3 separate regions of the Mus musculus genome follow, and all the other regions are linked to region 2. A link is a loop called in an ENCODE intact Hi-C map of the cell type or tissue named here. Cell type or tissue: heart. All regions are shown on one strand. Each heading gives the region's core, and the rest is flanking DNA. Links, peaks and the distances in the headings are about the cores only.

Region 1 (6,324 bases), core at 1,325-6,324, 180 kb after region 2:
TTTCCTTGTGTTCGTCTGTGTGTGGCGTCTGCCATGACACACATGTGACAAACAGTGACAAAAGACAACCTGTGGGTGTTCTCTCTTTCCAGCATATGGAGTTGCAGATACCCAACTCAGACTATCAAACTTGGCACTTTGAGATTTTTTGAGATTAGGTTTCACCCTGTAGCCCAGGCTAGCCCTGAACTCACATAACCTTCTGCTTCAGCCTCTTAATGGCTGGATTCATAAAGGAGAGTTGTTGTGCCCAACTCTATGGATTTGATGACAATTGTGATCTCAGCATTCGAAGTGACCTTGAGAACTTTCGCCTGCTTTGTAGTTTGCATAATTATAGTACTCATCTATTGGTATTACTATGTTAAGCAAGGTGAACTATCAAAGTGCAAGTGCAGAACTTGGTATACGGTAGGTTCTTAAAGCAAACCATCTCAGTGTACGCACCAGGTAATGAACTAGTTTTTGGGGGGTGGGTGGGAGGGATGAATCAGCTTAGTTAGTGAATTGTCTGCACCACACAAACAACCAACAACAGAAGGAAGCATGGAATTCAGGTTGGTTTCTTTTTTTTTTTTTTTTTTTTTTTTGAGATAGGGTTTCTCTGTATAGCCCTGGCTGTCCTGAAACTCACTCTGTAGACCAGGCTGGCCTCGAACTCAGAAATCCTCCTGCCTCTGCCTCCCGAGTGCTAGGATTAAAGGCGTGTGCCACCACGCCCAGCTTCAGGTTGCTTTTTAACAGACTGACTTTATAACACACATATACATACACGGGTATGTTAGTATATGTGCACACATACAAAGACATCAAGAGTAATAAACACATACTTAGTACATTGCGAGGCAGCCCCTTTATCTCCTAGTCCAGAGTGTCAAGGTTTGGAAACTTCCCATAGCTGTGACTAAAAGGCAGGACTGGTTCTGCTGGGAGAGGTAGTGATGTCCTGATTGTTGCCATGGCATCTCCATTTGCAAGGTGGGGCTAACTGGCCTGTTATTCAACAGGAGGATTAATTACATATTGCCAATATGCTGAGGATTAATTACCTATTGCCAATATGCTGTGAACTTCTTAAAGAAATATGTGATCCTGTCTCGGGCATCCCCTGGGGACAGTGCTCCTGGATGATGGTTGGGACAGGCTCTCAGCTTGAGTCACTAGGCCCCGCCTGTCAGCATTAGGGAGCCTACAATATGGAGCTTCAGCTCTAGCCAGCCTTGTGACTTTGACTGTTGGCATCTCTCCAATTTTTTTCTAATTTCAGGGTTTTTTTTTTAAATAGAAATAATAGGAAATGGGCTTTTATTTTTATTTATTTATTTTTAAATCAAGCCAGGTATGATGGCGCACTGCCTTTAATCTCAGCCCTTGGGAGGCAGAGGTAGGCAGACCTTTTGTGAGTTTGTGGCCAGTCTGATCTACAGAACAAGTTCCAGAATAGTAAAGACTACACAGAAAAGCCTCATCTCAAAAAAGGTGTAAAAATGATTTCTATGTATATGAGTGTCTTGCCTGCATGCATGCATGCACATGGTGTATGCATGTACCTGGTGCCTACAGAACTGAGGTAAGGTCAGATCCCTTGGAACCAGAGTTATGGGTGACTGTGAACCACCATGTGGGTGCTAGGAAGAGAACCCAGGTCCTCTGCAGCGCAGAAAGTGCTCTTAACTGCTGAGCCATCTCCCCAGCCTCCTCCTCCTCCTCCTCCTCCTCCTCCTCCTCCTCTTCTTCTTCTTCTTCTTCTTCTTCTTCTTCTTCTTCTTCTTCTTCTTTCCTTCTGCTTTTTTGACAGAATCTTGCTATGCAGTTTGGGATGTCCTGAAACTCTTGCTCTCAAGCTTTCTGAGTGTGGGGTTGCCTGTTCCCCCACATCTACCTTGGACTCCTTCCTAGGCTTTTATGTGGATGTCTCATTTTGAGGTGCATTCCCATGTGAGCCATCTCTACCGTCCAGTTACCAGGTCCTTCTAAAGGCAAGGACCCCAAAGAGAGATGAAGTGACTTTCACAACATTAGGTACTGCTAAGAAGTGGTTTGTCACAGTATAAACGCCAGTGTTTCTAGAGTGTTTGAAATAATGGAGCACTGGAAAGTATGTGGAAATGCACATGGACCTCGTCTTTGCCTGGAGGATGTGAGTCACGTGGGCCACTTGGACCTAAGATTTTCAATTCCTTTACAACGTTAAATAATTTTTTTTTCCAGAGCCCAAATTTCACATTTTTTAAGTTTGAGGAATTTTTTTTTCCCGATCTGAGAACACCGAGTCTGTTTCTTTTCTTATTGTCCAGACCTGATGGTAATTATGTTACACCTCAGCTCTGTGTTTACAACGCACTGCCTCTTCCAGTTTGGCCGACAGTTCCTCTCCCTCCACCATCCAATAATGATGATTTTGGATTTTGTTTAGAGAAATGGGTCCAGGGTTCTTTGGTGAGCAATCTCTTTGATTGCAGTAAGTTCAGATACTTAGTTTACTACAGGTCAGTTTACACCTATGTTCTTTACGGAAAGTTTTACTGATCCTAAACCATATTTTCAAAAAAACAAAACCAAACCAAAACAACAACAACAAAAACCAGCAACTGAATAAAAGTTCTAGTGAAATCGGTATCTTTCCACCATTTGTTTAAAACAACCATCTTCATTTCTAATTTAAAGCCCCCCAATGAACCAGATCATGTCCAATTATAAATGCGGTCTCAAATGCGTCTCAAGATTTCCCAGTCCTCCGCTGCCACTCTAGCCCCCCCATCATCCTAATCTTTTCCCGTATCCTCTGAAATTCTTCTTCATAACTCATTTGCTTTTCTGTCTACCCTGAGACTGCAAAGTTCAGGTACCGCTACCGTGCTCACAGCCGCAGCTGCATCCCCAGTGTCTAAAAATTTGCCTGAAGCTGTGACTAAATGAGGAACTATATGCGCTATCTCTTCCTTTCCCTTTAAATAAATACTCTTCAAGAGGCACTACTCCGATTACAACTCCGGGGAGAACTAGGGCATGTAGCTTCCCCATTGGTTTGCAAGACTGGCCGTTGCTCTGGGTAACCACTGTTTCCTACTAGCCTTGCCGTCGTCGCCCCGCCTCTCCTGCTTGGCCCCACCCCAGGACGTCGAGTCCCGGTACTGAGCTGCAAAAACGGCACTGGCCCTTTAAGCCGCCGGGACACTTCTGGTCACGTGGACCGCGGCCACCGGAAGGGGAAGTTTCTCTTGTGATCGCTGCCTAGCTTGTCCGAATTCGGTGGCGCCACGTCCGTCGGTCTCCGCCTCCTGCACAGCGGCTGCGCCTCCACTTTCCCTGGCCAAGCCGGCCGCGGAGCGCGGGGTGGGCACGGGAGGACGCGCGGCGCTGCGCAGCCGGTCACCTGACGGGCGACCATGTCGGACATCGGGGACTGGTTCAGGAGCATCCCGGCCATCACGCGCTACTGGTTTGCTGCCACCGTTGCTGTCCCCTTGATCGGCAAGCTCGGCATCATCAGCCCGGCCTACTTCTTCCTCTGGCCCGAAGCCTTCCTCTATCGCTTCCAGGTAGTAGCTGGCGTAGGGCGGTGGAGACTACAGCCCCCAGGTGTCCCCGCGGCTACGGAACGGGTTCGCCGGGCTGCGGGGCGCGCTGGGGCTGGTGGGATCTGTAGTGCGTCCGCCTCCAGGGGTTTAAGGCTGGGGTCCTTTGGGTCCCGGGAGGTCCTGGGGTCGAGTGTTAAGGCTTAGATAATTTAGAGTCGCGGACTGGCCTGCTAGGACGTGACTCACAATACCTGTCTGGCAAGATTGTACTTCCCGCCTTCCGCACTCTGAAGTGAGAGGTAAGTTGCCATTCTGTTGGCAAATTGGGCCCACCTACCTGAATGTCTTCCTCCCTCCTTCTATCTATGTCGTGGGTGGCGATGCCATCTTAATCAGTGGTGTCTACTTGACATAATTCTGCGTGGGTTGTTAGCGTGTTTACAGTTTCTCTCTCCTCCCTAAAGCAGTGGTGTAAAGGCAGATATTAATAAGAATTAATTTATCTGTATTTCCTACGGGCCCTATCCGATCACCTGGCATATAGCCGTTAAATGTTACCAGTGAATGAATAAACTACTCAGGAAACGGGAGATACTAATTTTCTTAAGCATTAAGGATATTAGTCAAGATTATCATTCTAAGCCAAAGAATGTTAGTTTCCTAGAGGTTATTTTTATTGATTCTGTGATATAAAAATTTAATCAGGGGACGCTCAGATTATATTAGATCTGGATTTCCACACATTCCTTAGCCTTCTCTTTCTACTTTCCACTGGATGTTATTTTCTCGTCTCCTTTGCTGATTTCTCATTTTCCTCACCCAGATGTTGGGATATGCTCTTGGAGTCCGTTATAGGATCCTCTGTAGTCCATCCCTTGGACTTAGATCTTTATCATACAAGGGGCATAAACACATGAATGGGAGACTGTCGGATATGTGAGTATCTTTATTGTAGTGGTGGAAATCACCACCTGGTGACCAGTAGACATATAATCAAATCTCCCTTTCATCTTTGCAAATAGCAACTGTGTTTGCTAGGGGGGTTTAGCAGTCATAGAGACATCCCTGAGTTCTTTTTTTGGGTTTCCTGTTTAGTGCTGGGACTCAAACCCAGAGCATAGCACGTGCTAGCTGAGTGCTCTGCCATCGAGATGCACATCTTGTATGGCCTCTTGACTTCTTTTCCCCACCCCAGAATCTGTCAGCTTAGACAGCTGATTCTGCCTCAGCTGTCTATTCGGAATCCAGGCCTTTCTCCATCGAAAGCTGTTAGCATGCCGGCTTTGCTCTTTCTGTTCTTGCTGAGCAGCCGGGGCAATCGTGTGAGAACAGAAATCATGTCCTGTCAGTCTCCTGAGACTCCTCCCATATCTGTGAACTGGGATGGGTAAAGTCCGTGCCAGGGCTTGCTGTTGCAGTACCTAAGTTGACCCCAGGACCTTTGCACATGTTATTTCTCTCCCTGAAAAAGGTAGTCATGGCTCATTCACTTTCATGTGTGTCTTTCAGGTCTCTGCCCAAATGCCATTTTCCCTTGTAGGCCTTCTCTGATTGCTGTCCATCAGAGTGTTCCTCCTTCACTGTTCCCTTCCCTTCCCTTTTTCTTGCGACATGCCACCTGCTGGTATTTGCTAGTTCACTTCCCATTGAGAACCTAGATGAGTGCTGGGCACATAGCATCTGCTTGTGTATTGCCTGAGTTCGTGGACATTCTGGGAGCTTGCTATGTGCTGGGCCCTTGTCTACAACGGCAAATAGGACAGAGGTTCCTGATCCTATGAGAAAAACAGAGGGAGGCATACTGCTAAGGACATCGTTCAAGGTACCAGTGTTTCCGAAAAATCTAAGAGAACACTTGAAAATGTCTTTGAGTCTGGCTTTTGGACCCAGTCTTTCAGAAAGAACTAATAGTAAACTGGGAAACTAGGCAAAAAATGGGAATAGAAAGAACACCGGGTACCAAGTAGAGAGCCAAGTGAAGTGGGAAGCCTGGTAGATGAAGACAGGGCGTTACCCTGGGGTCTGTGCTGTAAAGCACAGGTGAGTCGTAGAGGGCCTTGTAGTTCAAGGTAAGAGGCTAACAGTCTAAGTTTCTGTAGCACTAAGGATCAAGCCTCGGGCACTGCACATGCCAGGAAATCCTCTGCCTTCCACCTTTGATTTGAGAGCACCCGTGGCACCTGGGGGGATTGGAACAAAACACTGGAAGTTGATTCCTCACTCAGAGTGAAGTCAGTGTGTCGGGAGCACTGGGCGATGGACTCAGAGACATACACATTTACTTTACTGAGTGTGGGAATGCTTAGCAGGGCTTGGGTTTGGTTTGAAGTGTGGATTAATGGTGTGCTTTGATGAGTGTTAAATCTCGAGGTGTTTTCCAGGCAGCCCAGTAGAGACTTCCTGCAGCAGTTGTAAGAACATGAGTCTAAAGCTTAGCCTGAATTGTTTAGTGTTGTTATGTGTTAAGAAAATAATTGCGTTAATAAATGTGTTTTGGCAGAGTGCTGTTGTGAACCTTGTACCCAGTGGCATGTTGGGTAATGTGAGTGCACGGGGAGCGTTGGCTGTAAATCATTTTATGAGAACGTGGTCAAAACTGACTCTCTGAGCCTTGTGAAATCTTGCTCACTTGTGTAGTCAGATTGCTAGAGTAACCAACATCAAAAGCTTTTCTAATAAGCTACAGATGTAATAATGTTTGAACAAAACCAAACAGGAACCCACTGGAGACAGCATTTGTGTCACACCTTGTGTGGATACACCAGCCCCTCAGGTGCAGATTGTAACAAGCCTAGTAGAAACC
Region 2 (8,089 bases), core at 1,876-6,875:
CAGGCTGGAATCACAGGCATGGGCTACCATGGCCTAGCTCTAAAATTTTTGATTAAAAAGAATATACTGCAGGAAGGCAGGAAGAAAGCTTAGTTCTTGACCTTAAATTAGCAGTTGGCCTCCAGAGGTTCTTTTATGGTTCAGGATTGTGCCAGAGACCTGTGATAGGGAGAGGCCCCCAAAAGGTCTATGGAGATGACTCTAGCTGAAACTCCTAGAAGTAAGAGATAGGGATCCTGGGATCCTGGGACTCCCAGTGAAAGAATAAGGACAGCAATCCAACATAAAACCTTTGACCCAGGGGCTGGAGAGATGGCTCAGTGGTTAAGAGCACTGACTGTTCTTCCGAAGGTCCTGAGTTCAATTCCCGGCAACTACATGGTGGCTCACAACCTGTTGCCTGCCTGCCTGCCTGCCTGTGGATCCCATTCCCCTAAATGGTCCACCTTGTCTAGCCTCAGTGGAAGAGGATGCACCAGGGGTTGGGGAGTGAGAGAGTGGGAATGAGGGGGTGACACCCAGAGAGGAATGTAGGATAGGGGGAGGACTTGTGTGAGGGGAGAAGAAGGGCTAATATTGGGTTGTAAATTAAGTGAATAAATAAATTAAAAATTATTAGTTGGCTAAGAAAGGAGATTTAATACCATATTAAGTGATGTGGAGTGCAGTTTCTTTCTTCTTTTTCTTGCTCTCATGTGTATTATTATAATGCCCTTTTATTTTTAAAGACTTATTTATTTTATGTATATGAGTATACTGCAGCTGTCTTCAGACACGCCAGAAGGGGGCATCAGATTCTATTACAGATGGTTGTGAGCCACCATGTGGTTGCTGGGAATTGAACTCAGGATCTTCTGGAAGAGCAGACAGTGCTCTTAACTGCTGAGCCATCTCTCCAGGCCTATAATGTTTTTTAAAAAGTCATTCTTTTTGAAACAAGGGGTAGTAGCATACACATTTAATTCCAGCACTCAGGAGACAGAAGCAGCTGCATCTCTGTGAGCTCAAGGCCAGCCTAGTTTACAAAGTGAGTTCAAGGACAGCTGTGCTACATAGTGAGATAAACACACACACACACACACACACACACACACACACACACACACACACACTGCTGTTTTGTGTTTTCCAGACTGTTTAGTGTAGACTTTTTTTTTTTTTTGTAGAAATAAATTTATACCCTAATAGGTAGACCAACCTAGGTGGCACCATGATTCAGTTATAAAGCCTAACAATATGTTACTCTTCAACTCCATATGCAGAAGTTAGATTTTCTTGTCCTGGGTTCCCAGCTATACTTCTGTGCTAGAGAAAGGAGTGGGGCAGGGGGAGGATTTTTATAACTGTCAGGAGGAGCACAGTACTCATTTCTCCAGCCATTACCATACGTTTATTATTTACATGGAACGTGCAGTTAGAGGAACAGGAAAGGACTTGTCCTAAAGCTGACTTTGAAAGCTTGTTTGGGGGAACAACATTTAGAATGATCATCTTTTGTTGTTGTTGTTCACCCTCTGAACTAGCCATCAGAGAATTGTGGGACCTTTCCATTAGGGCATATTTCTCAAGCTCCCCTAACTATAGTCAAATGTTTAAAGTGTCTTAGTTTGATGTATTTTTGGTCTGTTTTATGGTATCATGTTTTAAAAACTGCCCCCCCCCAAGGGTAGAAAGAAGAAAAAGAACAACAGAGGGACGTGCCTACAAACAGAGCTGCTGGAAGTCTGTTCCTCAGACCAGGCTGGCGTTTACCACTTTTTATTCCAAGGGCTTCATTTTCTCCCAACACTCTCTTCAGTGTTCCAAAGGTGGGGTGGGCTCTGAAGAGCAAAAGCGCTGTGCTTTTTAGAACCCTACTGAACGACTTCTCATCTCTAACAGGGCTGAAGTCTTGTCATGCTCGTCTGGGGATGACAAGCCGCCAAGTTTGTGCATAAAAACTCTAGGCTTCTCACTGTGCCAATCCGCGGTTAAAACTCACTTCTGGAGCTGCGCAGCTGTTAAAATCAGTCATATTTACAATTTTTATAAATGAGTTTATTTTAATAGAAACAAGTTACCCTGTAAGCGTGGTCTCTAAACAGATTTATGTGGGCTGGCACAATCTGCTATGGGAAACATATATGCATATTGCTTAAGTCTGCAACGTTCTCTCTCTCTCTCTCTCTCTCTCTCTCTCTCTCTCTCTCTCTCTCTCTCAAGTGCTGGTAACAGTCTTGCTTTGTGCAAGGATGCCAGATAATTGGCAGCACTTCAGCCAGGGATACTGTTCCCAGCACTGTGCTATTGAAATTGTTTTCCTGGACAGAAATGCCCTGTGGGAGTGACCTTAAATTGGGAGGCTTTGGGGAGTGAAACAGGCTGGCTGCTTTAGAGAGAGAGGGATAAGACTATAAACTAGTGCTAAAAAGGAGGAATAAGAAAAGGGAAACAGAGAGAGAGAGAGAGAGAGAGAGCTAGAAAGCGAAGTCCATATGCCTCAGCCACTTCAGATTCTCCTCAATTTTCACTTTGATGTATTCTATGAGCATGTGTTTTTGCCTAGCATCTAGTCTGTAAGATCCTGGAAGACAGAACAGAGCCTTCCGGATCCATGGCTTCCACATCTATGATTCAACCAACTGTGGATCAAAATGTTCAGGAAAAAAAAAATCATGCATCTCTGCTGAACGAGTCAACTTTTTTTCTTGTCTCGGTATGTTAAACAGTTACAGTACAGCAGCTCTTTGCCTGGTGTCTACATCATCCTAATAGAGATGAGGTAAATTCCATCGGGGCATGTGCACAGATTATATGCAAATTCCATACCAGTTTATTTAAGGGACTTGAACAACACTCTATTTGGGTATCATGGAGGGTTCCAGAACAATCCCTTTTAGATACCAACGGACAACAGGATGGCCTTACTCAGTTTTACATCTCCTTTAGTGTCCGGCACATGTGGTCCTCAAAAAGCAAATGGTTGAATGCATGAACAAAAGGTTGAATATCTGAATTTAAAATATTTTCTTTGTTCAGAGTTAAATCCTAAACTGGGATTCTCAGTGGACCTGGAACTGTCTTTGGGGTGAGCATAAACTGGTGTGTGTGTGTGTAACTTTTTGTCTTGTATTTTTCTTATGAGGGATACATAAATACATTGTGTATTTAAACACATTGTGTATTAAATACATTGTGGAGAATGCATTGTTTTATTTTACTGATGTTAGTACTGTATTATAAATACTTTCCATTAAACCACTTTCTATTAAAAACTACACTGATTTCTTAAATTCTTTGTATAAGTAGTTTGCATTCTGAATTTAGTTTCAAGGGGCTTGAGCGCTATTAATTTTTGTTTTAAGAATGGGCCGAGAGTGGGACAGGGTTGGGTTCCTCTGCTGGTGAGACCATTAAGCCTCAGCATACACAAGTTTTAGAATTTTAGGATGCAACTAAATATTGTGCACGTTGATATCAGCAGCCAGGTCTTCCCTTCATGTAAATGCAGAGTGCAAATTTTCGGGCTGGTGTGGCTTGGTGGAGCTCTGCTATCAAAACACAAAAGGGTCCATGACTGGAATGGGGGTGGGGACTAAACATCCAGGCGCCAAAGAGTTCTCTTACGTCCGTCCGGAGCGGCGAGTACAGGAGCGAACACTCGGAGTGGTTTCCTTTCGCCCTCGTTTGTTATATTCAATGGAACAATGACGAGAGGGCTGAAGGGCAGAGGTGGGGAAGACGCTGAGGTCCTCGGCTGGCCGCGCTGCGGGGCTGGTGCCCACTGCGGAGAGCTCGGCTTCAGTCAGTGGCTCTCCGGGGAAAGAGGGACGGCAGCAGGAAGCAGAGGCGGGAGGCTCCAAGTGGGGCCACACTTAACTTTTCCCGTCCAAAGCTGGAACTACGGGGCTCCTGCTGGACTCGGGCTAGGAAGAGGCGGAGCAGCGGCTGACAGGAGCGCGGGACTGTTGACAGCGGGTGGGGGCGCGGCTGGCATCCAGAGGGCGCTGCCAAGGAGGAGCCGAGAGTGACAGTGGGCGTGGCTTAGGGAGGGGCGGGGCCTTAGGACGCCGGCTCCGGGAGAGATGGGGTTGGTTTCGGAGGACCTAGGCAGTTTCAAGGGAAGAAAGCGACCGAGGTCGCGGGAGGCGGGGTCCGACTTCTGACGACCGCTGGCCGAGCAATCGCTTGAACGGGGCGGAGCCTCGCAGGCCCTGGAGGAGGAGCTTCTCGCGACGGGGCGTGGCTTCTAGTGACAGAGGCGTGGCCCCCTCCTGACAGGGGGCGTGACTCTCCCTGACAGAGGGCGGGGCGGCGCACACCTCCCGCAGCGCCCGGTTCTAGAGGAGCGGCCTGGGTCGCATCCCAGAGGAGCGGCGGAGTCCTCGAGTGGGGTGCCCGGCTCGTCCCCGCCTCGGCTGGCTCCTCCTCGCGGCCCTTGTGGGTTCAGGGAGCGGAGTCTCTCTCGCACCCTGGCCTGGCCTCTCGGCGCTTCTGCCGGGCTGCAGAGCTCCGTGGGGGGCCCCCTCGCGCGAGGGCCCTCCGAGTGGTTCCGGGGTTAGGGTTCACGGGTCAGAGTTGACTCCCTGAAAAGTGCAGTCGCTCTGAAATGCAAGATGGCGGCGGCGAGGCGCTGAGGCGAGGCGGCCCCTGCAGGTAGCTGCGCGAGCGGGCTGGGGACTGGGCCTCGCGGTTGCGGGTGGAACCCGAGCAGGAACTCGCGGCGGGTAGGGAAGCCGAGAGGCGCGGGCGCTGGCGCGACACGGGACGGGGCAGCAGCGGGACACAGACACCCCCCCCCTCTTCGGGACCCAGCCCACGGTGCTGGGGCACGCAAGATCGGACCCGGGGGGAACTGGGCCTGCCCCGCGGCGGGGCGGACGGAGTCGCAGCTCCCGGATTCTCTCGGGGGTTGTCAGAGCGAGGACGGAGCTCTGGGTGGAGGGTTTGGAGGGAAAGCCCCAGCGCCTTGGTTGGGAGAGCACTGAGTAACTTGGGGGCGCAGAGGGGATGGGGAGCCGGTCTCCCTGGGGGGAAGGACGTCTCTGGGACAGCGGACCCTAACTACCGTGCGGGTCCTGGGGAAGATCTCCAGCGTTGGGCCTCCGGAGGCGTGAGGCCACCTCGTGGGGACACGGCGCAGCCCCCCTCTGAAGAGTCAGCCAAGGATCTCCGGCTGGACTGTAGCGCACTGGCTTTGGGGTCGGAGCAACGGGAAACCTCAGCAGAGAAGACTCAGGAGTTGCATCCCCAAGAAGTATAGTGCGAAGTATATTTTGAGGAAGAGCAGGCTTTTAGGGGAGAAGTTCATTAAAGAGGGTGGAAACACACTTGTCTCTGCTTAGGTAGTGGAGCGGGAGTGCAGACTTGGGAGAGCGATGGACCAGAGGAAACTCCAAGCCTTGGGGCTTAAAGGGAATTGGCTAGGAGGGAATAAAAAGGACTGGGGTCTGATGGCAGGAAAGCCGAGCCCTGACTCATTTCTTGTGTATTTACACCGAAGTTCCAAGAGAGGGACTTAGAATTCTTTGTTTCGGTACTCCAAAGGTACCAGTAAGAAACGAACCAAACGGAAGAATAAGATTCTGTTTGCTATCCTTAGCTTACTCTGGGCAAAGCAATTGGAAAACTGAATGTAGAGAAGAAGCATAGATAAAGTAGGAATGCTCACAGTACTTTTCTGTCACTAACCCTTCTCTAAAAGACAAGACCAAAACAAACCAAGAAGAGATAAAATTTAGGAGGAAATTATGAGAAAGGCCGATTGAGAAGTTGTGACATTTTTAGGGTGGGATTCCATGCAATTCGAAGAAGCAATTCTCTCGGAGATTAATATTATGGCAAATGAAAATCCGGAAGGACCACTCCTTCCCCAGGAAAAGACTGTGTATTGTGGGGTACACAAGTACACCTTTCTATTTGTGGTGCTGGTCATTGTATTTCAGAAGTCTTTGTCCTAACACTTTAATTTGTATGCAGTAGTAATTACCTGTTTCTTTTTAAAATGCCTTGAAAAAGTCATTATTTCAAACTGGCAGTGGGGATTAATAGAAGTTTGTTCAAACAAGGCTACTGGCACATAGATTATTTCTAAAGAAGCAATTCTGATTCCAGATTTTAAGCGAAGGAAAGAAAGGCTGAGTGCTGCCAGGGACAGTAGTTGGGTAACAGGGCATATAAGGAAAAGGACATTCATGAATATTTTTTATCTTAGTTTCTCTCTCCATCCTCCAAGCATTTTAAAAGTATACAGACTAATTTTAGGCAAAGTAAAATGCATAATCTTAGATTTTGTTTTGAATTGAAGTTTCAAAACATAGCCTAGTCTGGCCTTGATGCCATGGCAGTCCTCCTGCCTCTTCCTTGTCAGTGCTGGGATTACAAGTGTGTACCACCATCTCAATCTTAGATACTAATTTTTTACATTTTTGTTTATTTGTGTTTGAGTGCAGTTATGTGCACATCCCACTGCCTGCATGTGGAGGTCAGACGACAACTTTCAGGAGTTCTGGGTAGCAGACTCAGGTTGTCAGGCTTGGTGGTAAATGTTTTTACTGACCAAACACCTCACTGACCCTTAGGCATTTTTGTTAATATAGAATTTATAGTATTTTATTTATCAATGATTTTTTTTATAGAACTACCTCTTGATATGTTTTATTTGACTGCTTAGATTAAAATGAGAAAAAAGCCGGGCATGATGGCACATGCCTTTAATCCTAGCACTTGGGAGGCAGAGGCAGGCGGATTTCTGAGTTCGAGGCCAACCTGGTCTAAAAAAGTGAATTCCAGGACAGCCAGGGCTACACAGAGAAACCCTGTCTCGAAACAAACAAACAAACAAAATGAGAAAAAATAAACTCCAAGAGTCCTAGTGACTTCCGTAACTTATGACAGTCCTGAGCCATTTGTACATTCTCAAAAGAGCTTAATGTTTTTGGTAGAGATGCTTTAAACATACAGGTCAGGTATAACCAGCTTATAGCTCAGCATTTGGAACACCAACTTTAACTATGTGCTGTTCTTTGCTTTTCCCACAGTGCATATAGCTCTAGTGTTATACTCACTTCTGAACAGATTAGTCTGGCAAACCAGAGAGGCATACATAGATACCAGATGGTTTGAAAATATGCTAAGGCTGAAAACATAAATGTGTCTGTGTAGAAGATGCTCATCGGTAGCTTCGTCTCCAAGCATCTGAACTTGCTTGGCTTGAGGGTAGGACACGAAAGATGTCACAGTGGTTTTACCTTTCAGGATTCTTGGTTTTGCTGAAAAGGAGCAGAGGTTTGCTGTCTTACTAATGTAGTTGATAGCATACACATGGAGGCTTGTTTCAAAGAGTTCCTGTTTTGTTTAATTCACACTCATATGGAAAAGTGATGTGATGAGGTATTTTCTCTTTTACTGTCATGCACTCTTTTTTTAAAAGTTTATTTATTTATAAGTGCTCTACTACATGTGCACCTGCATGACAGAAGAGGGCATCAGATTCCTTTATAGATGGCCATGAGCCACCATGTGGGGGCTGGGAATTGAACTCAGGACCTGTGGAAGAATAGCCAGTGCTCTTAACTGCTGAGCCATCTCTCCAGACCCTACTTTCATGCACTCTTTTTAAAAAGTTATAATATTGCTTGTGTTTGGGCATTTTGTCTACATGTATATCTGTGCACCGTGATATGCAGTGCCCTCAGAGGGCAGAGGAGGTGGCTGGATCCCGTGGAACTGGAGGTATAGGCAGATGTGAGCCTTCATGTTGGTGCTGGGAATTGAACCCAGGTCCTCTCTCCTCTGGAAGGACAGCCAATACTTTTAAGGACTGAGCCTCTCTCCAGATCTTGGTCATGTTCTTAAAAGATATTCAGCCTGGCAGTGGTGGCACATGTATTTAGTCTCAGCTTTTGGGAGACAGTGGCAGGTGAATCTCTGAGTTCAAGGCCAGCCTGGTTCAACAGAATGAGTCTAGGGCTAATCTTGTCATTTTATATCATCTGTGTTCTTCAATGTATGTGCCATGAAGAGACACACATATACACACAGATGTTTAACTGATATGTACCTTTGGCCTAAACAAGTACAATGATACATTTTAGAAAACAAATATATA
Region 3 (6,324 bases), core at 1,325-6,324, 140 kb before region 2:
TACACATTTACCCAAGGCGTCCTCTACTCCTCTGCAAGTTGCCAGGTCGAAAGTGTAGCTACATATACCTACTACAAAGAGGGAAGAGAAAAAACGGCACTAATAGCCCCCAACTACTTCACTTTCTAAATGATCTGAAAGGCCGGCATCTCTGCCTCCGACAACATCGCCTTGAGTACCCGGAGCCTCTTGCTGTTCATCCACCAAAGCGCAAGCTGCTTTCGTAGAATTGGACTCAAATCCTCTGTCTTCTGGACCCCTGTGGTTTCTCCCTGGAAGGAGCCCCCTACATCTTTAATAACTGCATCCCTTAATTGTATTCTCTTGCCGATATCAGCTCTCCCCCCAAAAAGCTCAGCCCCAGCATTGCCTCATCTCTTAGCCTGGTTGGTGTTTTAACATTTGTTTGGGATCTTCTGCGGGCCTTTTACAAGCCATTTTTATTATTGCTGCACTAATAAATTATTTATGGTGGGAAACCAAACTCAGAAAATCCTGGCTACTTGAAGACAGACTTTATTAAAAACATCTCCTTCCCCCTTGCAACACAGAACCCACAAGACACACTCGGTTCCTCGGCCTATCCAGCCTCAAGGCACAGTAGAAGAGACACTGCCACTGGCTACAGAGGCAGGGCTGTGGAAGAAAAGAACTGGAAGCTAATTCTCTAGCATGCTTTTATTTCTCTGCTTCTGCCCAGTGCCACCGTAGGTCCAGATGAATGTGACTTCCCAGGTCTGACTAGTAATGATGGGAGGCCAGAAGTCACCCTAAAGCAGTAGTCACTTATTCACACAAGAATTGCCTATGGAGAGACTGGTGAGTTGATTTGGTAGAGAGATATCATAAGACCCAAAAATTAACCTGCAAGCCCCACCGGCCAAAGAACAAGGACTAGGTAATTCCTTAGAATGCTGGGAGTTGTAGTCCTTGGAAAATATCAAAGCCACCTGGGAAAATACAATGGCCTTCAAAGCCTCTGTAAAACATGTCTAGGGGCCGCCACGCTGGGAATTCCAGAGAGTGGTCCTGACCAAAATTTATCCTGGTCAGTATTTAATTAAAGCTTGCTTCAAATTTGCCTCAACGTGGTAGAATTGCCCACCCCCTCCCCGTGCAAATCACGATTAACAGTGTCTCCATGGACACAGTGCTTGATGAACAGTCTTGAGGACCTGAGCTCAGACCCCCAGCACCCATGCAAACAAACAAACAAACCAACCCATTAAAGCACCTATATCTTTATCCTGGTGCTGGGAGACAAAATCCAAAGAATCAGAGGTTCATCGGCCTGCCAGTACAGACAATAGAGAGCTCCAGGCTCAGTGAGTCTGACCCAAAGATAAATAGGGACAAACGTGAGCAAGGAAGACACCTGACATTGACCTCTGCCCACCGCGGGCACACAAATGCACACTCTCTCAGAGGATGGAGGAAGATGGGATGGTTATGAATGGCCAATTCTGTGCCTGGTGGTAAGGCACTGGGCTGAGATGTCTCTAGACTAAAAGGGAGTTATGTTCTGCATAACAGGGAGGATCGCTCTGAGTTGAGAAGTAGCATAAGACCCTAGGTAATCACGGACTTAACCCTCTCTGAGGACCCCACAGCCTTTCACCTGAAAAACAGACTGGCCACCCCCTCGTGTTAGGAGAGATAAGCTCTTAACAGACTCTCTTCCCTTTCTGAAGCGGCCGTGAAACCCAGGAGGACTTTATAGCTAGAAATCAGAGAACACCAGGAATTGAACTCTGCGTAAAGGAAGAGAAAGAAGGGTTCCTGTGGTTCCACAGCCAAAAAAGCCCAACCCTGGGGCACTGGAGCAGCGAGTGTAGCCTGAGACTCCTTCCTGACTCCACGACCCTGGAGGCTTTGTTCTGAGCCAGGCGCCTCGACGCCAGCGCTGCTTGCCCAGAGTCCCTCAGAGTGGGACCCAAGACTGTCTCAGCTCTTCACTTCAACGCCATGGGGTCCGGACGCTGCGGGGGCCTCTTCTTTCCCCTTCCTTTGCCACTGGGGTAGTCGAGCTTGACAGCAAACGCATCAAATGACAGCTTTAAGGCGGAAGGAGTGGGGGTAGTCCCTCCCCGCCCCTACCGCACTGGGTCCCCTCTTTCACTTAGCACACCCTGGCGCCTGGAGTCGGTACTGGCAGTAAGAGAGGTTCAAAGAATGCACCCCTACCCGTCCCCAGACGTTCTGGCCTCCCCCAAGGCTGATCTGCCTGCAAAGATCGGTCCCGCAGCTTCCAGACCCTCTGGGACTGACAGTTCCCAACTCTCTAGGCTTCCTTGCTACACCCTGCTTGTCCGGGACCCGTAGAGGGGACCTAGTGCCGAGTGCAAGACCAGGATCTTGGTGGCGACAGCTACGCCTGATGGGGGAGTAGGGGAGGTGCAGAGGTGCCAGGGCACCGAGGGTCAGCGGGACATCTGGCCTGGCCATGCGGCTTCAAGTTTCCACGGACGCAAGGTTGTGCAACTGCGAGCAGAGCGAGAGCCGCGGGCGCCTCGGAAAACAAGGCGAGCCTATAAACAAAGCCACGTGGCCTCGGGGCGCGGGGGGGGGGGGGCGGGCTAAGAGCAGGCGGCTCTTCCGGCAACAAAGAGACGGGGCAGCGGCCCGGGATAAATACTGCGCTCGGGCAGCCGCTCAGCATTCCCAGAGTCAGGAGGCGACCTTCCCCAACGCCTGCGCCCCTGTGAGTGCAAGGATCCCCGCGCCCACCCAGGATCCGCAGCCCTCCACACTAGTTGACCCACTCTTGTCCCGGTCGCCGCCTGCGTCGTTCCCCAGCATCTTCCCAACGCGCCGCATACCCTGGGCAAGCCAGGCCGGTTCCTGGCTGTCAATCCGTCCCGTCCGTCGGTCGCGTCCGCGCTCTGTACCATGCCGTTCCTTGGGCAGGACTGGCGGTCCCCGGGCCAGAGCTGGGTGAAGACGGCGGACGGCTGGAAGCGCTTCTTGGATGAGAAAAGCGGCAGCTTCGTGAGCGACCTCAGCAGGTGAGGACATTCGCCGACTTCCAGCCCCACAAAACTGATTTTAGCTGGTCGGGGACGAGGGGGAAGTGCACACCTCAGGGGCAGGTGAAGGAGGGCAAGCAGGTCTGGGCCAGAATAAAGAGGGGGCTTCCGACTGAAGGGACAGGAGTGAGGTGCCGGGATTTCGGTAAAGGTCGCCAGAACCCGAGAGATGGGTAATTTAGTGTCTCCTCCTGATCAAGGACAGTGTCTCCCAGCAGAAAAGATCCCATACAGAACCCAGGATCCCTCAATCTGGCAATAGGGGATTATGTCCCTAAACACTTGAACACAGGCGCACAACTCATGGACTCTTCCTTTAGATCCCGCAATTGCAGTCACTGTTTTAAGTGGGTGCTAGCGACTTGGCTGTTTGCCTTTCACTGTCCTATGACAGGACCCCAAGAGTACAAGAGCGGTAGTAGTCACAAGCCGGATGACGGGCCCTGCCATGAGTGCTTGAAGGCTCTTCCCACGCGCAGTCGACGGCTGAGTGGGCCGAGAAAAAAAAAAAGTGACTGGGAGGGGCAGCCGATGGGCCCCGGGACAGCTTGCGGAGTGGGTCGTTGTGGTAACGCTTAGGGGCTGCGGAGGGAGGCAGGGAAGAAATGCAAGAACAGTGCTCTGCTTCAGGAAGGACCAGACACTTGCACCTGTTTCCTCCGTGGCCCTTTCGGTCTTTATACCGTGAGCACACTCCCATCCTTAGTGGTGCCTGCCCGCTGCAGAAAGACCACCCAGACTTGAAGTTTCACCTGAGCTCCGCTGTCTAGTGAAATCTGAGGTCAGAACAAGTGCCCACTCATAGAGTATCAGGTCAAGAATCAATCCCCAGCCTGGACAGCTGACTCCCTGAGACACCTGAGGAACCGACAGAAGTTTGTTTGGAGGCGCTGGTGCAGTTGAAGTCACCTTTCGGTGCTCTCTCCTCCCACTGTCCTTTGATTAACACACACACACACACACACACACACACACACACAACCTGCATCCCTAAGCTGACTTCAACAGAGACTTTTGTGAGTGTGCCAGGTGACGCTGAGTGAGATTTGCCAATGGTTGCTTGAATAAAGGTTTGGTAATTAATTATCAAGAAACCAGTGGGACCTCCAGGGCCTCCCATTTGTTTGTGATTTGTAATGCTTGAATTCCCTTTGTCTCCTAATGAGGTGAAACAGTTCCCTGAACTTAGGGCCTTCCAGGAGAATCAAATATATTAGCCTTGTGTTAGGTCCTTTTTTTTTTTTTGCAAGTCCCAGGGGAGTTTAGAACACTCTAAAGAACTCTTACTCACAGAAAATCAGATAAATTACCAACCATTGTCACCTGACTGTTTCCCAGCGAATGAAGTTAACGGTTATACCTAATACTTTTTCCTCAACTAAGTGAGAAGGGGGTGCACCAGAAGCGTTCTCCTCCTTGGAACCATCCATCTTCGGAGCCTGAATCTAACATCCCAGCTCTTTGTTTCTGTATAAAAAGCTTAGCTTCTTTCCAGGATGACGCAGCAGGGGTCCAGCCCACTGCATTATCTTGACTTCCCCTAGTAAAATAGGATAACAGCCCGCTGTGTTTCAGCAGGCTGGGAACTAAACTGGAGAGACCCCATCTCATCTGGATGCTCACTCCATCCTTGCTCCATGAGACAGAAATAGGACACCTCACTCTCCCTATTCCAAAATATCTGAAGAAGTTAAATCTGCCTCTGAGGCCCGGTGGTGGCGCACGCCTTTAATCCCAGTACTTGGGAGACAGAGGCAGCTGGATCTCTGAGTCTGAGGCCTAGGACTGGTCTACAGAGTTGAGTTTTGGGACAGCCAGGGCTATACAGAAAACAAAACAAAACCCTGTCCTTTTGTCCCTTCCTGATCCGCTTTCTTTTCTTGTGGGTCACACCTGGGAGCTGAAGCAGTCACTCTCAGTCATCATGGTCTCAGCAGTGATCAATACACTGGCCACCTGTGGTCCTTTGCTGAGTCACAGTTGAGGAATGGTTTGGTCATCTGCCTCTCAGCAGAGCAGCTGACTGTTTGCAGGGTATTTTTTTCCCCCAGCAACCATAAACAATCCCCTCCTTCCACAGCAGAAGAGTCTGCCAACTTCTTAAAAGCAGTGGCCTTCTGAGTCTGGGTTTGTGATCTCGGGTATCTCGCTGTTTTCCGTCTTGGTTTTCCTGTGATGTAAGGTTTGGGCCCAGTGCCTGGCTGCACAGGTGAGCTTGAATGCCCTCTCTTGTTCTAAGAAAACAGAAGGCAGGTCCTTTATAAAAGAGGGTGGGTGAACTGTAAACTGAACTATTGAGGCTTCTCTAATTCCACGGACAATCCTGAAAGTTGCCCAGCAAGAGTAAAGAATAAAGGCATACTCTCTCGGGGTTATTGTTTAAGCCATGGCTTGTCTGCACAGTACACCTGTTAAATAGACTCTGCTGGCCATTGTCTCTGTGGTCGAGGGCCCTGCCCTCCAACAGCCAAATGTTGCAGTCTCCGAATAGCCAAATAACCTCCTGAGATCATAGAAGAATTTAGATAAGCTTAAAGCTGACCCTTTAAAAAGTTGCATCTGAGCCCAGCTGTGATGGTACACACCTTTTATCCCAGAACAGAGGCACAGAGACAGAGAGAGGGGGGTGGATCTGAGTTCAAGGCCAGCCTGGTCCTCAGAGCAAGTTCCAAGACAGCCAGGGCTACACAGAGAAGCCCTATCTCCGAAAGCAAACAAAAAGTTGAGACTGTTGGTTTGTGAGGCACAACTAGGATTTCAAGGAAGGAACACTGTACAAGCTGGGGCCATCCAAGAATGCTTCAAGGAAGTGATGGTTGAGGTGACCAACACTGCCTCCTCCCCAACCACCCCTGCCCCGCCCCAACTCCAAGATGAGTAATCTCAGCTCTCTTCTCCAAGCCTGCACTTCTGCTGTTAAACGCCCGTTCCAGAGTTACATACTGTGTGTTGCTAAGGCTGGCCCAGGAAGGAGGAAGTTGGCCTTGATACCTTGAAGAAAAATAATAGAGATATTTTTACAAGCACTTAACCCTGTGCAGAGCACTATTGTAATAAGCCTCCTGCGCTAGTCTGTTTCCCCAAAGCAATCCAGGAAGTAGCCTTTTCAAGTTTGGCAACCTAGATATGACTTTGAGCATCAAAAATCTCACTGGACATAATCAGGGCTAAATAATAACTGCTTTGGGTCAGGAAATGGTTTTAAGTGTTTTTTCTTAATTACAAATGAAGTAAGAAATAAACCTCTTGTTTCCCATGCCCTCCTCTGTCTGTGCACCAGTTTTCCTACTTATTGTCT

The links. Hi-C counts contacts between places; a loop is a spot of excess contacts. Peaks named below come from ENCODE experiments on the same cell type or tissue, not always from the same donor. Only the 100,000 strongest peaks of a DNase experiment are listed, where the experiment ranks them.
Region 1: a loop joins it to region 2, with 3 times the contacts of the local background. A loop is called at or near these places in 3 of 42 quality-filtered maps.
Region 3: a loop joins it to region 2, with 7 times the contacts of the local background. A loop is called at or near these places in 2 of 42 quality-filtered maps.

Annotation. Positions count from the first base shown.
Region 1 is chr15:57,889,361-57,895,684 of GRCm38, reverse strand. Derl1 (Der1-like domain family, member 1) reads left to right here and starts at 3,267. Exons shown (of 8, transcript NM_024207.4): 1 at 3,267-3,542. The coding sequence starts at 3,390. In heart, for the core only: a CTCF peak has its summit at 3,334; a DNase peak (open chromatin) is centred at 3,154; H3K4me3 peaks cover 2,661 bases; H3K27ac peaks cover 1,609 bases.
Region 2 is chr15:58,072,703-58,080,791 of GRCm38, reverse strand. It overlaps Zhx1 (zinc fingers and homeoboxes 1), which reads left to right and starts at 4,284. Exons shown (of 4, transcript NM_009572.4): 1 at 4,284-4,635. In heart, for the core only: no CTCF peak of the experiment used is centred there; DNase peaks (open chromatin) are centred at 4,051 and 4,521; H3K4me3 peaks cover 2,848 bases; H3K27ac peaks cover 2,163 bases.
Region 3 is chr15:58,211,177-58,217,500 of GRCm38, reverse strand. It overlaps Fbxo32 (F-box protein 32), which reads left to right and starts at 2,609. Exons shown (of 9, transcript NM_026346.3): 1 at 2,609-3,005. The coding sequence starts at 2,890. In heart, for the core only: a CTCF peak has its summit at 2,141; DNase peaks (open chromatin) are centred at 2,320, 2,480, 3,500 and 5,920; H3K4me3 peaks cover 4,921 bases; H3K27ac peaks cover 4,875 bases.